Linked DNA regions of Homo sapiens: region 2 is linked to region 1. Evidence: read pairs that join two places in POLR2A ChIA-PET (ENCODE). Cell type or tissue: GM12878. All regions are shown on one strand. Each heading gives the region's core, and the rest is flanking DNA. Links, peaks and the distances in the headings are about the cores only.

Region 1 (6,940 bases), core at 1,358-6,357:
TGATCCACCCACCTCGGCCTCCCAAAGTGCTGGGATTACAGGCGTGAGCCACCGTGCCCGGCCCAGCTTATCTTTTAATAACGAAAACAGATTTGTATTTGTTTCTATTCAATTTTTTCTGTCAACTGTAGTTTCTTTTTCCTGCCTCTCATCATCTATTTGAACTTTGTTTTAGTCCTTCTTTCTCAGTATTCCATTGTCTACTAATTCAATAAACATGCTTTTCTGTCTTCTGTCAGATTGTTAGCAAAAAGTAGTGAATCAGGCAGGGCATTGCACCAAACCTTGTAGTACATTACTGTGGACTTCCTCTGTGTTGATTTTGGTTTATGAATTACCACTCTGGGCTTGGTTGTTCATATCTGAGGACGACATTTTTCTATCTTGTCTGTATGATATTATAAGACTTTGCCAGTTGCCTTAAAATAATTAAGATATTCTCTGTCTGTGGCATTTCCTGATGCCAGTCTTGGTATCTTTATTGGACAAGGAAAATCAGTTTAATTTTTCATGTCCTGTCTCAATGAAACTTCAGCAGCAACCATCTATTTCTAAGTGCTTATAGGCCACATGTCCAGTAATTCATTCTTTAACTCTGCTGGAAATTAACCACAATCCACATTTTCCCTTATTGAAAATGAAGTTTGCTTCTTCATTTCTAGCTTTCTGTTCCATAATTTATTTAAAGTTGGCCATAATTTATTTAAAATTATTTTGTTTTGTTATTTTGTCACTTTCTTTCTTTAATTGTCATCTGAAATTGATATTACTGTTCAAAAATTTAAAAAATATAAAAGATTAATACAGTAAGAAGCCCCCAAATCCTACCACTCCTCCTCACATGTAACCACTGTTAGCAGTTCCTTATATATCTTTTCAGAAATATTATATGTATATACAAGCAAATGCAAATTTATGTTTTTCTGCCTTTTATTTAACCCAAATGGTAGCATGCTGTATGTACTCGTCTGTACTTCCTGCCCTTTTTCTTTACAGTATAGCTCAGTGTTCTTTTCATGTCAGTATATAAAGAGCTTATTTGTTCTTTTTTATGACTGCCTACTATTCCATTGTATGAATGTACCATAACTAGTCTACTATTAAAGGACCTTTAGGTCATTTTCAATCTTTTACTCTACAAACTGTGCTGCAGTTTATCATTTTGCACATATGCAGGTATATCTCTAGGATACATTTCTAGAAATGGAATTGCAGGGGGGAAGAGTGTGTAGTTATTGCCATACCACACTCTATACAGCTCGTGCCAAATTATTATTCCACTTGGAGTTCATGAGAGTGCCTGATTTCATAAACTCTTGCTGATAGAATGTACTATCAAATTTTTGGATATTTGCAAATCTGATATGTTAAAAAAAAAAAGTAGTATGTGGGCATTTTAAATTTGTATTTTTTGTGTTACAAACAAGATTGCATGCCTCTTCATATACACAGCCATTTGTGTTCCCTTCTCTTGACCTGTCCATGTGCTTTACCAATTTTTCTGTTGTGTTACTGGTCTTTTCCTTAGCAATTTTACAGGAATTCTTTATAAATCAGAAAATTAACTTATAATAGGAGCTTCCTACTTGTCATTCGAGTTTTGACTTTGCTGAAGGTTATTTTTGTCATAGAACTTATTTTAAGGAGTCAAAATTATACAACTTTCCTTTTATGGTTCCTTGGTTTTGTGTCATCATTAGGGAGATCATTTATAACTTTTATATTTTAGTTTTTTAATAGTTAAGTCTTTGATTCACTAGGAAATTTAGTCCCAAATAATCAAAGTATGATCCAATTTCCCCCCCATATGGCTACTCACTTGTCCCAACTAATTAATAATCCATTTATCTCCATTTATTTGGGATGTCATCTTCATCATACTATTAATTTCTTTTCTGTATTTAGATATATTTCTGGACTCTCTGTTCTGTTCTAGTGATCTGTCTGATTATTCATTTGAAAGTTCCACGTGAGTTTAATCTTTGAGGTTTTATGTTTTATTTTACTTATTATTATTTTTAGACACAGGGTCTCGCTCTGTTGCCCAGGCTGGAGTACAGTGGCGTGATCATATCTCACTATAACCTCAAACTCCTGAGCTCAAATGATCCTCCTGCCTCGGCCTTCCAAGTAACTCGGCCTACAGGCACATGCCACCATATCTGGCTGATTTTTAAATTTTTTTTTATAGAGATGAGATCTCGCTGTGTTGCCCAGGCTGGTCTCGAGCTCCTGACCTCAAGTGATTACCCTGCCTTGGCCTCCCGTAGTACTGGGATTACAGGTGTGAGCCCAGCCTGATTCTGTGTTTTACTGATGAGTTCAGCAACCACCAAGTTGATTTATGTGAATTGCATTTAACCTTTTCCTGGAGTTAGGCTAAAGATCTTGCCACCTGCTTCTCTCACTTGAGATTTGAGATTAGTGTTTAGAAGTTTATGAATAAGGCCTCATGCATAAATAATTTTGAAATTGCTTTCCTGAAAAAAGTGGCACATTAGATTCACTATGATTTTTAAGAGTGAACTCTTACTGGGTGAATGGAATTGGTCACTAGGCTGTCCTGTCAGAATAGGCCTTAAGAAACCCGGCGGATGAGTGGTGTGGGGCAGGCGATACCACAGGGGATATAGTGCCTTCAGGGAGTGTTTATGGGTCATCTGGAGCTCTGTACAGGCCTTATTCTGAAATCCAGGGGGCTCAGAGATAGCCAGGAGGAAATTTTTCTGCTGATTTAACCCCCCTTGGGTTTTCCAAATCGGTATCTAATGCATTTGCAAAGGCACTGCAACTGCTAATTGCTCCCGTGGCCTCATCTGGCCAGCCAGCAACAGGCTACAAATCGATCTTTGTACAAGGTGTTTGTTTATAATTTATGGAGCTGATAGGAAGGCAGAGCCATCTGCTCCTCCAGGCATCAGTATTTCTAACCCCTCCCATTCCCTGCTAGGGCATTTTCACTTGGAAATCATTTCTAATTGGGAGGAGATTACATTGCAGAGTCTGGAACATGGCTTCCTGCTGTCTCCTGCATTGTTTTTTCTCCCTCCGGAGCTGCCCCCTGAAGTTCTAGAGCAGTTTTGATTTGAAAATCCTTTCTTTCCTAATCTTTATTTCCATTCTTCACTGCCCAGCTAAATACCCCATCATTTTTTTCCAATATGTTTTTTGCCTTTAAGTGAAAGCCAGTTGCTGGAGATGCATCTCCCAGACTAAGGATTATTTGACAAGGTCGCATTTCTCAGGTGTAGTCCCAGTCCGGCAACATCAGAGACACCTGGGAATTTGTTAGAAATGCAAATTCTCAGGCCCCGTCCCAGCATTCTGTGTTTTAATATGCCCTCCTGGTGAGTTTGATACGTGTTAAAGTTTGTGTGCTGCTGGGGTCACACAAGGTATGGAGCACCACAAAGACTTCTAATGGTGTGTAAGCTATAGCCGGTGTCTTCGGCTATATTTTACTTCTCCCTTTTCTCTCTACCTTATATTATTGTTGAATCCAAAAAGGATGAGTTAGTTGTTCTTTGTCATTAGTACATTACTTTCCTGTGGCCTAAATAAACAAGTAATTGAGATCCAAGAAATCTCTTCCTGTATGAATTAACTCATCAAAATTTCAGCCTTACGAGAGGAAGCTGCACAAGTGAATGGAAGCAGTGACACTTATTGTAACTGAACATTTCCTTTTCCACATGTGAAATTAATAGACAACAAACAGCAAATGTGAGAATGAAATTGTAAACAGAACCCAGTGCAATGGAGCTACCAAATCACTCTATGCCACCACATCCCATTAGGGTAGAAGTGAAACCCCAGATCATGAGCTGCAAAATTTCTGAAACTGAATATGCTACCGGAGAAGCTGTTACAATTTTCAGCATTCTCTTTTCGTTTGTCCTTTGCATATCTCTGTGAGCTCATTGCAGTAGCCAGGAAGAGTTATGAAGTTGGGTGGAGTCAGGGGAGAGGGCAGAATTTGGGAGATAGCTATTGACTTGGAATCGTCATCATATAATACAAATGCAAGCACAGTGGCCTGGATTTGAGGCTGACGAAATGCTTTTTGTCCATATGCCCAGTTTTTAAGGGGTTTTAGAGCCAAGCTTTCCAGAAGAAGGAAAATCTTACTTGTACTCTCCTCTGCACACCTTGTCTCCGTAAGCAGTTAAATGCTTTTTTGTGTGTTGGTGATGAGTTTTGAGGGTTACTATAGCCTTCTAGGTGTTTGACCAAAATAAACGTTAACACACACGAGCTGGATCTATGTAACAGCAAGATAGGAAAGTCTACTTTAATAACATACCCAACAGACATTTTCGAGACATTAAATGTAGATAAAATGGTAACTGTTCAAAGCTGTCTTAAAGCCCATAGAGTCTCATCTCCTTTCCTATTTAGGTTCATGTACTACTTAACATTTATGATTTCTTTATTTTCTTTCTCTCCCTGCTTTTGGTGGTTAGAGTGTAAATTGTTAGTTTCTGTTTATTTTTCTGAGCATTGTCAGCCTCAGAGTTAGAAAACCAAGATGGTCTCACTTCTGAAACTTCTCCCAGTTCCTTTGGTTCTATATCCCCAGCTGGATTCATGTGTTGATCCAGAAAAGGAGAGGGATATTGCCGTGTTTTGTTTTTGTTTTTGTTTTTGTTTTTGTTTTGGCAAAGGGCTTGGGACCCTGAGTAGTAAGTAGCAGACGGTCCCAGTGCTAATTAGATAAATCTAGCCTTACAGGCTAGACCAGATGGTGGGTTGGGAGTTGAGCAGTAGAAAGGCCTAATGGTGATAGCAGTGAGTATTTGGATATCATTATTTTATTAGTTAGCAAACAGAACCATCCTTGTGGTCCCTCTTCGGTTTTATGTGTAATGGTGCTGTAGGTGTCAGCCCCCGAGTTGGCACAATAGCCTAATCAATGTATTCTAATGCCTTTTTTGATATACACTGTCATCTCATTAGCAACACACAGGGAAAGGAGAACAAATAGAGTTTTACAAATCACTCTTAAGTATCAGATCACATAAGCCTGGGGGCCTCTGAAAGAGCAATTCCTTGTTTTGTTTTCCTTGAGGTAATTTCCTAGGGAAACTTGCCCTTGACTTTTTTTGGATTACTGCAGTAGATCACCTGGACTCTGGCGAGGGCAGCTGAGCTTGGCTTTTAAAAAATTACCACAATGCCTCTGACAGTGGACATCTCCTTCAAATAAGAGAAACAGTGAAAAGTTTTTTTGCTTGAGGTATATCTACATGAGACAAAGCCCTGATGAGCTTGGTCTGTTTGAATGTGTTGTGCTGTTCTGCCCGGGCCCATGATGTGGGCACTCTTGTTCTATGCTCACATCAAGGGTAAGCCACTTCTTCCTGGCAGGGAATCACACGGTGGGACTCAGAGGGATTCAAATGAAAACCGAAACAAGGCCTATAGGCACAGTGCCAGTTAACATCTCATTGGTGCTGTTGTGTGGAGTGGATGCTCCTCACCAACAGACATTCCTCCACCCTCAGATCTTGCCACCTTACCAGGCTGAGCCTGCTGCCTGCCTGACCCTGCAGTTTGTTCTCAGGAGCTGCAAAGTGCAGACTAGGGCTGTCATGGACATTGGCATAGAGCATAGTGGGAAATGAAAAGAGCCCTGGCCATCCAGCCGCAGCTGGGCTTTGTTCTGTTTCCTCTCTTGGTAGAGTTAGAGATTAGTATTAGCAAGGAGCTGTTCCAGAAAACTGGTCTCTAGATGTTCCAGTTCTCTTTCTCTTAAATGAGAAAGTAAGATACAAATTTATGAAATGACTTTCTTCTCCAAGGTCACATAACAGGTGTTGAATAGGATTCCTGCCCCAAGAAAGCTCTACCTGTATCATCTTTTTCTTGGAACCAGTGGGTTTGCATTTTCATTTATCTTGGTTTTGATCTCTGGGACAATAACAGCTGTTAAATGGCTCTCTAGGAATAATTTTTAATAACTTTTTCCTTATCTAATCTCTCAAGCGGTATTTCCTAAATGTGAACTAAGACTCAGCAGGTGGTTGTGGTGGTGTTGACTATCCTATAGTTTCCTGCTAAGGTGGGAGAAGAGACATACTTTTCTTGCCTCCTGTGTTTTGTTCATTTGACATTTTAGTTTGAATGAGAAGGTATTCTTTAGCATTTCTAGACAAGGTTCAGGCCCTTAGGAAGTCCCTAAAGTTTCTTGGCCCCAGAATTTTTACAGTATCAACTCCAAAGTTTCTTATCCTCTTTTCTTTCTTTGTCTGATGCAGCTTCCGTGAATGTGCTGGTGCAGAACTGCAAGATCTACAATGATGCCAGCTGTGACATTTCTGCAGATGGCCAGCTCCTGGCAGCTTTCATCCCCAGCAGCCAGAGGGGCTTTCCTGATGAAGGCATCCTGGCAGTGTACTCCCTGGCCCCCCATAACCTGGGCGAAATGCTCTACACCAAGCGATTTGGTAAGGGATAGGAAGCCCAACCTAATGACAGAGGGACGCTGGTGCCTTGGCATGGTCATTGCTAGGTGAGGCACAGCTTGGGTGGGAGTAATGGTCACATACTGCCCCTACCTTCACTGGGGCACAGGCCAGAGAAAGATTGCTTTGCAGGAGTGCTGGCTAGTAACATTGCAGAAGCATCTGAGCATTAGAGTCCTACCGCATGCCCCTGTTACGACGGTCAGGAATAAGGGAGGAGGTGGTTGTAGCACACACATGCACTGCAAGACAGTTTGGCATTGTGTATTTAAAACCTCCCAAAATGTGTCAGCTCTTTGGCAATCCAGCTTTTAAGGAAATAATCAGAAAACTATACAAAGATTTACATACAAGGGTGTTCACAGCAGTGTTACCATACAGAAAAATGCCAAATTGTTGCCTTGAGACTTTTTTGTTTGTTTGTTTGTTTGTTTTGCGGGAGGGTGGGGTGGGTGTTTTGTTGGTGTCACCTTGAG
Region 2 (6,940 bases), core at 1,194-6,193, 79 kb before region 1:
GATAGTGGAAACCCATACAAATGAAATCTCTTTAGGAGCCTCGTAATTTTTTTTTTTTTTTTTTCGAGGCGGAGTTTCACTCTTGTTGCCCAGGCTGGAGTGCAATGGCGCCATCTTGGGTCACTGCAACCTCTGCCTCCTGGGTTCAAGCGATTCTCCTGCCTCAGCCACCTGAGTAGCTGGGATTACAGGCATGCGCCACCATGCCTGGCTAATTTTTTATTTTTAGTAGAGACGGGGTTTCTCCATGTTGGTCAGGCAGGTCTTGAACTCCCAACCTCAGGTGATCCGCCCACCTTGGCCTCCCAAAGTGCTGGGATTACAGGCGTGAGCCACCGGGATCCTCATAATTTTTAAGAGTGTTAAAGGAGTCCTGGGAGCAAAAAGTTTGTAAACCACTGGACTAGAGCATATAGTATATCCAAAAGGAATGAGAAATTTGGCTGCAAAGCTTGAATACCAAATGCCCTGCTGAGGAATCTGGATTTTATTTCCTAGGCAGAAGGAAGCTGTTAATTTGGGTTTGGTGCTCCCGGATGGAAATAGCGGTTGCCATCCAGACATCAAAGCTAGGCTGTAAAGTTATTCATTAGGCATGGGGCACCAGTGGCACCTTACCTTCTGGGAGCCAGCATTCCCTAACAGTAGAGGCCAGAGAGTTCTAGCAATTGATTGTTTCCAGTGGTTGGAGAAAGTCCAAACATGTTTGTTTGCTTTAGGATATTGATTTTTCTCTGTGATCTGACAACCAGTTAAAAGAGTATCTTCAGGTTATAATTTTTTAGTAAGGAGGAGTTGTCCACGGTTTGTTTATTCCATATGGACTAGTACCCAGACTTTCTGCACCTCAACTCTGATATCTATTGAATTTGAAGTGAAGGGGCCGGGCATGGTGGCGCATGCCTGTAATCCCAGCATGTTGGGAGGCCAAAGTGGGTGGATTATATGAGGCCAGGAGATCAAGACCAGCCTGGACAACATGGTGAAATCCCGTCTCTACTAAAAATACAAAAATTAGCCAGGCTTGGTGGTGCATGCCTGTAGCCCCAGCTACTCGGGAGGCTGAGGCAAGAGAATTGCTTAAGCACAGGAAGCAGAAGTTGCAGTTAGCCAAGATCGCGCCACTGTACTCCAGCCTGGGTGACAGAAACTCTGTCTCAAAAAATGAAATAAAATAAAATAATGAAGTGAAGGTTCTTTTCTTTCAGTTGATCTGCTCCGACCACTTTTTTTCTTTTCCAGAGCTTTCTTTGACTATTTTAAAAATTGTATTCCTAGTGATCAAGAATACAGCTGATACAGGGAACTTCTTTGCACATAACTCAGAATATTAATCAGGGAAAGAAAAAATAGTTGTATTCTTTTAAAAATGTTCAGGATTTCACAGTTTGAATTATATGCCTATTATGATTTTAGCAGAGCTTAATATTCATTTTTGATGTTTTTTTTCCAGTGCACAATACTTTAATTTCAAGTTCTTTTTTGTTCTGTCCCTTAGTAATTTAAAGAATTCTATGTAAGCAAATGTTTTAGAGCAGAAATGGGCGAACATCTTCTGTAAAGGGCTAGGCAGTAGGTATTTTAGGCTTTGTCTCTATCAGGATTCCTCAGTTCTGCCTTGCCAGCTCCAAAGTAGCCACTTATTTACAAAAGAAGACAGCTGACCTGGGGCCTGTAGTTTACCAAACCTGCTGTAGAGCATTAGGGCAAGTTGCTATTCTAAGAAATCTTTTTACAAAGTGAGTAATTCTTTTTTTTTTTTTTTTTTTTTTTTTGAGACGGAGTCTTGCTCTGTCACCTAGGCTGGAGTACAGCGGCGCTATCTTGGCTCACTGCAAGCTCCGCCTCCCAGGTTCATGCCATTCTCCTGCCTCAGCTTCCCAAGTAGCTGGGACTACGGGAGCCCACCACCACGCCCGGCTAATTTTTGCATTTTTAGTAGAGATGGAGTTTCACCATGTTAGCCAGGCTGGTCTCGAACTCCTGACCTCAGGTGATCTGCCCACCTCGGCCTCCCAAAGTGCTGGGATTACAGGCGTGAGCCACCGCGCCTGGCCGTGAGTAATTCTTCTGAAAACAAATGGCTATCTCTTTCTTTTCAGTATTTTACTTTAAGATTTTTGTGTGTTGTATGTTTTTGTTTTTCATTTTGAAATAATTTCAAACTTGCAGAAAACGTATAGAGGATTCCCATATACCCTTTACCCACATTCCCTAAATGTTAACATTTTGCCACATTGGCTTTATTATCTTCTTTTGTTCTCTCTCTCTCTATATATATACGAATATGGGTATACTTTTATATGCTTATAGTTTTTTATATTTAAGCTTATCCTATTCTTTAAGTATTTGGCATTTTTTTTTTTTTTTTTTTGAGACAGAGTCTGTCCCTGTTGCCCAGGCTGGAGTGCAGTGGCGCGATCTTGGCTCACTGCAACCTCTGCCTCCCGGGTTCAAGCGATTCTCCTGCCTCAGCCTCCCAAGTAGCTGGGACAGGCGTGTGCCACCAGGCCCGGCTAATTTTTTGTATTTTTAGTAGAGACATGGTTTCACCATGTTAGCCAGGATGGTCTCGATCTCCTGACCTCGTGATCCACCTGCCTCAGCCTCCCAAAGTGCTGGGATTACAGGCGTGAGCCACTGCACCCGGCCTGTTTAGTATTGTTAAAGTAATATATAGTTTGATAGAGCAGTGGCCTTCAGACTTAAAAAAAAAAAAAAAAAAAAAAAAAAACCTTATTAATAAAATGCTTTCTAGCCGGGCGCGGTGGCTTACGCCTGTAATCCTAGCACTTTGGGAGGCCGAGGCGGGTGGATCACCTGAGGTCAGAAGATTGAGACCAGCTCCAGCCAACATGGTGCAACCCTGTTTTTACTAAAAATACAAAAATCAGCTGGGTGTGGTGGTGGACGCCTGTAATCCCAGCTACTTGGGAGGCTGAGGCAAGAGAATCACTTGAACCCGGGAGGCGGAGGTTGCAGTGAGCCGAGATTGCACCATTGCACTCCAGCCTGGGCAAAAGAGGGAAACTCCATCTCAAAAAAAAAAAAAAAAAAAGCTTTTGAGTAATCCATGTGTGTTATGATTATATATTATATAGCAGAAGTTGTAATATTTCCCCCTTGCTGTCCAATGGATCAAATAGCACAACCCCTCGTATACCTCACTTGGACACCAGTGGTGTATAAAATGAACCAGGCAAGTAGAGAAAACAAGGAAGTATTTTGTTTGGTTGTATTGTGTTTTTGTATTTTTTTTTTCTTCAGCTTCAGTGATAGCAGCTTCGAACCTGAACAAGCTTGTCTGAGCCCTTCCTAGGCCCTCCCTGATTTCTTGTGATAGATTAAGTCAAGTCAAGTTTGTGGTGGTCACAGCAGAATGTGCAGAACTGCCATCGCATTCAATTTTCTCCTACCATTTCCCGTTGACAGCTGTCTGTAACAGGCTAACACTGGGAAAGAAAGATCTTTTGGCCGGGCGCAGTGGGTCACGCCTGTAATCCCAGCACTTTGGGAGGCCGAGGTGGGCGGATCATGAGGTCAGGAGATCAAGACCATCCTGGCTAACACGGTGAAACCCTGTCTCTACTAAAAATACAAAAAGAAATTAGCCAGGCATGGTGGCAGGTGCCTGTAGTCCCAGCTACTTGGGAGGCTGAGGCAGGAGAATGGCTCGAACCCAGGAGGCGGAGCTTGCAGTGAGCCGAGATCGTGCCACTGCACTCCAGCCTGGGCAACAGAGCGAGACACCGTCTCAAAAAAAAAAAAAAAAAAAAAAAAAGAAAGATCTTTCTTTGAGGTTCCTAGCAATGGTGGTAAACATTCCTAGGATGTTTACTCATCTAGTAACTCTAGTTCTTTATTCCACACCAATTGGAGAAGCCTATTTTTACTCCAGATAGTACTCGTATTGTAACTATGAAGAACTGATGTTTCATCAGTGTATATGTGTATTCATGGTGATTGGCTTTCCTGCTTTTGTGCATTAGCAGTAAAGTGACATATATATGTGGCTTGCCAGTTCCACTATATTGTCTGGGCAGCAAATGTTGCCAACACATTCCGTAGTAAGTAGGCACAGGGGATGCGTGTTCCAAAAGAACCTCATCAGAGACTCTCCAGCAACAAAGCTTCATATTTTGGGTCTATTCCAACTTAAAGAAGTCTTCCTAATTAAGGTAGGAAGTTAAGGTGGGAAATAGACTTTTAGGATTGTAAAATGGAGTCATTAAGGCCAGCACAGTGGCTCACACCTGTAATCCCAGCACTTTGGGAGGCCAAAGCGGGCGGATCAGAAGGTCAGGAGTTTGAGACCAGCCTGACCAACATGGTGAAACCCCATCTCTACTAAAAGTACAAAAATTAGCCGGGTGTGGTGGCGCATGCCTTTAATCCCAGCTACTCAGGAGGCTGAGGCAGGAGAATCGCTTGAACCCAGGAGGCGGAGGTTGCAGTGAGCCAAGATTGCGCCACTGCACTTCAGCCTGGGTGACAGAGTGAGACTGCGTCTCAAAAAATAAAAAATAAAAATGGAGTCATTAAAACTGAAGTTACCTAATGCAAACCCTTCAGATCAGGAATCTCCTTTACAGCATTCCTAATAAATCATCTCATCTCACTCAGTACTGTCATTGCCTTAGCAGATTGGGGGTAATATTTGCTTTTGTTACCATAATTAGTTTCTTTAAGAAGGATGTATTTTTGTTTGTTTGTTTGTTTGTTTGTTTGTTTTGAGATGCAGTCTCACTCTGTCACCCAGTCTGGAGTGCAGTAGTGCGATCTCAGCTCACTGCAACCTCTGCCTCCCAGGTTCAAGTGATTCTCGTGCCTCAGCCTTCCAAATAGCTGGGATTATAGGCACGCACCACCACGCCTGGCTACTTTTTTGTATTTTAGTAGAGATGGAGTCTCACCATGTTGCCCAGGCTGGTCTTGAACTCCTGAGCTCAGGCAGTTCACCCATCTGGCCTCCCAAAGTGTTGGGATTACAGGCGTGAGGCACCACGCCCAGCCAAGAAGGATGTTTTTTGGTCACTGTGGAGGATGCTGCTTGCCAAAGGGCCTCAGCTTACTAAACGACCACTTGGAGGATAACACAACAGGTGGTGACATTCAGGACTAACTCCAGAGCACTTTAGGGTGGAACAAGCTTCTAGGTATTCTAGGATAGTCAGCTGCTCCCAGACCTTGCTTCCATTCTTCAACTCACACCCAGTTCCTGAAGAACTGGTTTGTTAAATGATAAATAAGTACTATATAAGATGGCATAAATGACCTGAATACTCTTCTCAAAATTTTGATTTTCCTTTTTTCCCAGACTCTGTATCTCTCACTACCCTTACCTGTCCCACACATTCTGTATTTTAAAAGACTCAAAGACATGCCGTTATTTTATGTGTTCCTATGAAATCATGAAAAAATCCTGCCAGTGGGCAGGCACAGTGACTTATGGCTGTAATCCTGGGACTTTGGGAGGCCGAGGCAGGAGGATCACTTGAGGCTAGGAGTTTGAGACCAGCCTGGGCAACATAGCCAGACTCTGTCTCTATCAAAAAAAAAAAAATCCTGCCAATTAAACTGTGTCACACAACTGTAAAATACACCCCAACCTCAGACACATTCAAAGGTGAAAAGTGTGTCTTAGAATTGATGAAACAGCATTTCTGCCACATTTGAACCACAGTGATGTTACTGAAGATTTAGTCTTTCAACCAGAGAGATGTATTTTATTGCTTTCCTCTCTTCCTCCTTGTTTACATTGTGTTCTCTCTGTTCAGTGGTAGGATTGTTACAAGTGTCTAAGTATGGGGATATAGGCCTTGTCTAGAGAGAAAACATTACTTGATAGTTGGTTGTCCTGGGCAGGAAAGGTTGCAAGCCAGGTTGTTAGGGCCTTTGCTATGTCTCTTCCCCAGGCTGTTAGGGGAAGTACTGCAGTGGGCCAGTTGCTGGAATAAAGTGACCGCACAGGACTATACCTAAAGCCAGATGGTTTTAGTAACAGTGAATTGAATTAAATCAATTGGAAAAGATTGGTAGCTGCTGTCCTTATCCTGCAGGTCTGCTTTAAAGAAGAGTCTGGCAGGGAGCCAGGGACCTGTTCCTAGGAAAGGCAGGCAAGATGCTGCTGGAGAGGAACAATATGCGTTCCTCTCTGAGACCATTTCCTTTGAAACATGTTCTGGGGCAGGAGCTTGATTGGCTGCCAAGGCACATGTGAGTTGGGAAGCACCATGTCAGACATGCAAACCAGGGAGCCCCTGGGCCGTGTTTATTATACGTGTTCTGACTGGCCCTTGTTGTTTAAAAAAAAAAAAAAAAAGTTGTAGCTAAAATTTAACAATCAGGAGATTTTATACAAAATTCCAGATTTCTAGCTTTCCTTAAAAAATAGGAAAAGCCAGCAATACTGAGCCTATATTCTAGCTTAGTAACAATTGGCTGGAGCTAAATGATGGGCCACAGACCTTCCTGTTTGTCAGTCTCCATTGAATACATATGCTCTTGCTTCCTGCCTGGACCGTGGAAGGTCTTGCAGTACAAAATAGAGATTTGAGGCATTTTGGAGTTAAGACAGGCCTTCCCTGGAGTCCTGTTACTATCTCTTAATAGTTATGTGCCACAGAGTGATACACTTTAACTTCTGGGCCCAGTGTTCTCATGTATGTAGTCATACCTACCTTTCTAGGTTGTGGTGAGGTTTAAACAAATACATATGAAGTGCTCAGTATTACCTATTACCTGGCATCAAAAAAAGTGTTCAATAAAATGTACGTATCACATATGATCAGTTGAGTTTGTTATTGGGCTAGATTATATAAGTAAACGTTGTCAGTTGAAAGCCTATGGAGTACTCTTATATATATTTATATTTTTAATAGATATATTATAGTTATATATCTGAGGAGTACTCAATTCTCACAAAAAAAAAAAAAAGAAA

What was found. ChIA-PET counts read pairs that join two places held together with the same protein. Peaks named below come from ENCODE experiments on the same cell type or tissue, not always from the same donor. Only the 100,000 strongest peaks of a DNase experiment are listed, where the experiment ranks them.
Region 2: POLR2A ChIA-PET joins it to region 1 with 5 read pairs; 4 of 35 experiments call an interaction of 5 or more read pairs at or near these places.

What each region holds. Positions count from the first base shown.
Region 1 is chr11:46,434,355-46,441,294 of GRCh38, reverse strand. AMBRA1 (autophagy and beclin 1 regulator 1) reads left to right here. Exons shown (of 18, transcript NM_001387011.1): 13 at 6,258-6,446. Among named protein-coding and RNA genes, the nearest start is that of MIR3160-2, 14 kb to the left of the region's middle. In GM12878, for the core only: no CTCF peak of the experiment used is centred there; DNase peaks (open chromatin) are centred at 3,794 and 5,440.
Region 2 is chr11:46,513,265-46,520,204 of GRCh38, reverse strand. The region is part of intron 7 of AMBRA1 (autophagy and beclin 1 regulator 1); the gene reads left to right. Among named protein-coding and RNA genes, the nearest start is that of MIR3160-1, 65 kb to the right of the region's middle. In GM12878, for the core only: no CTCF peak of the experiment used is centred there; no DNase peak of the experiment used is centred there.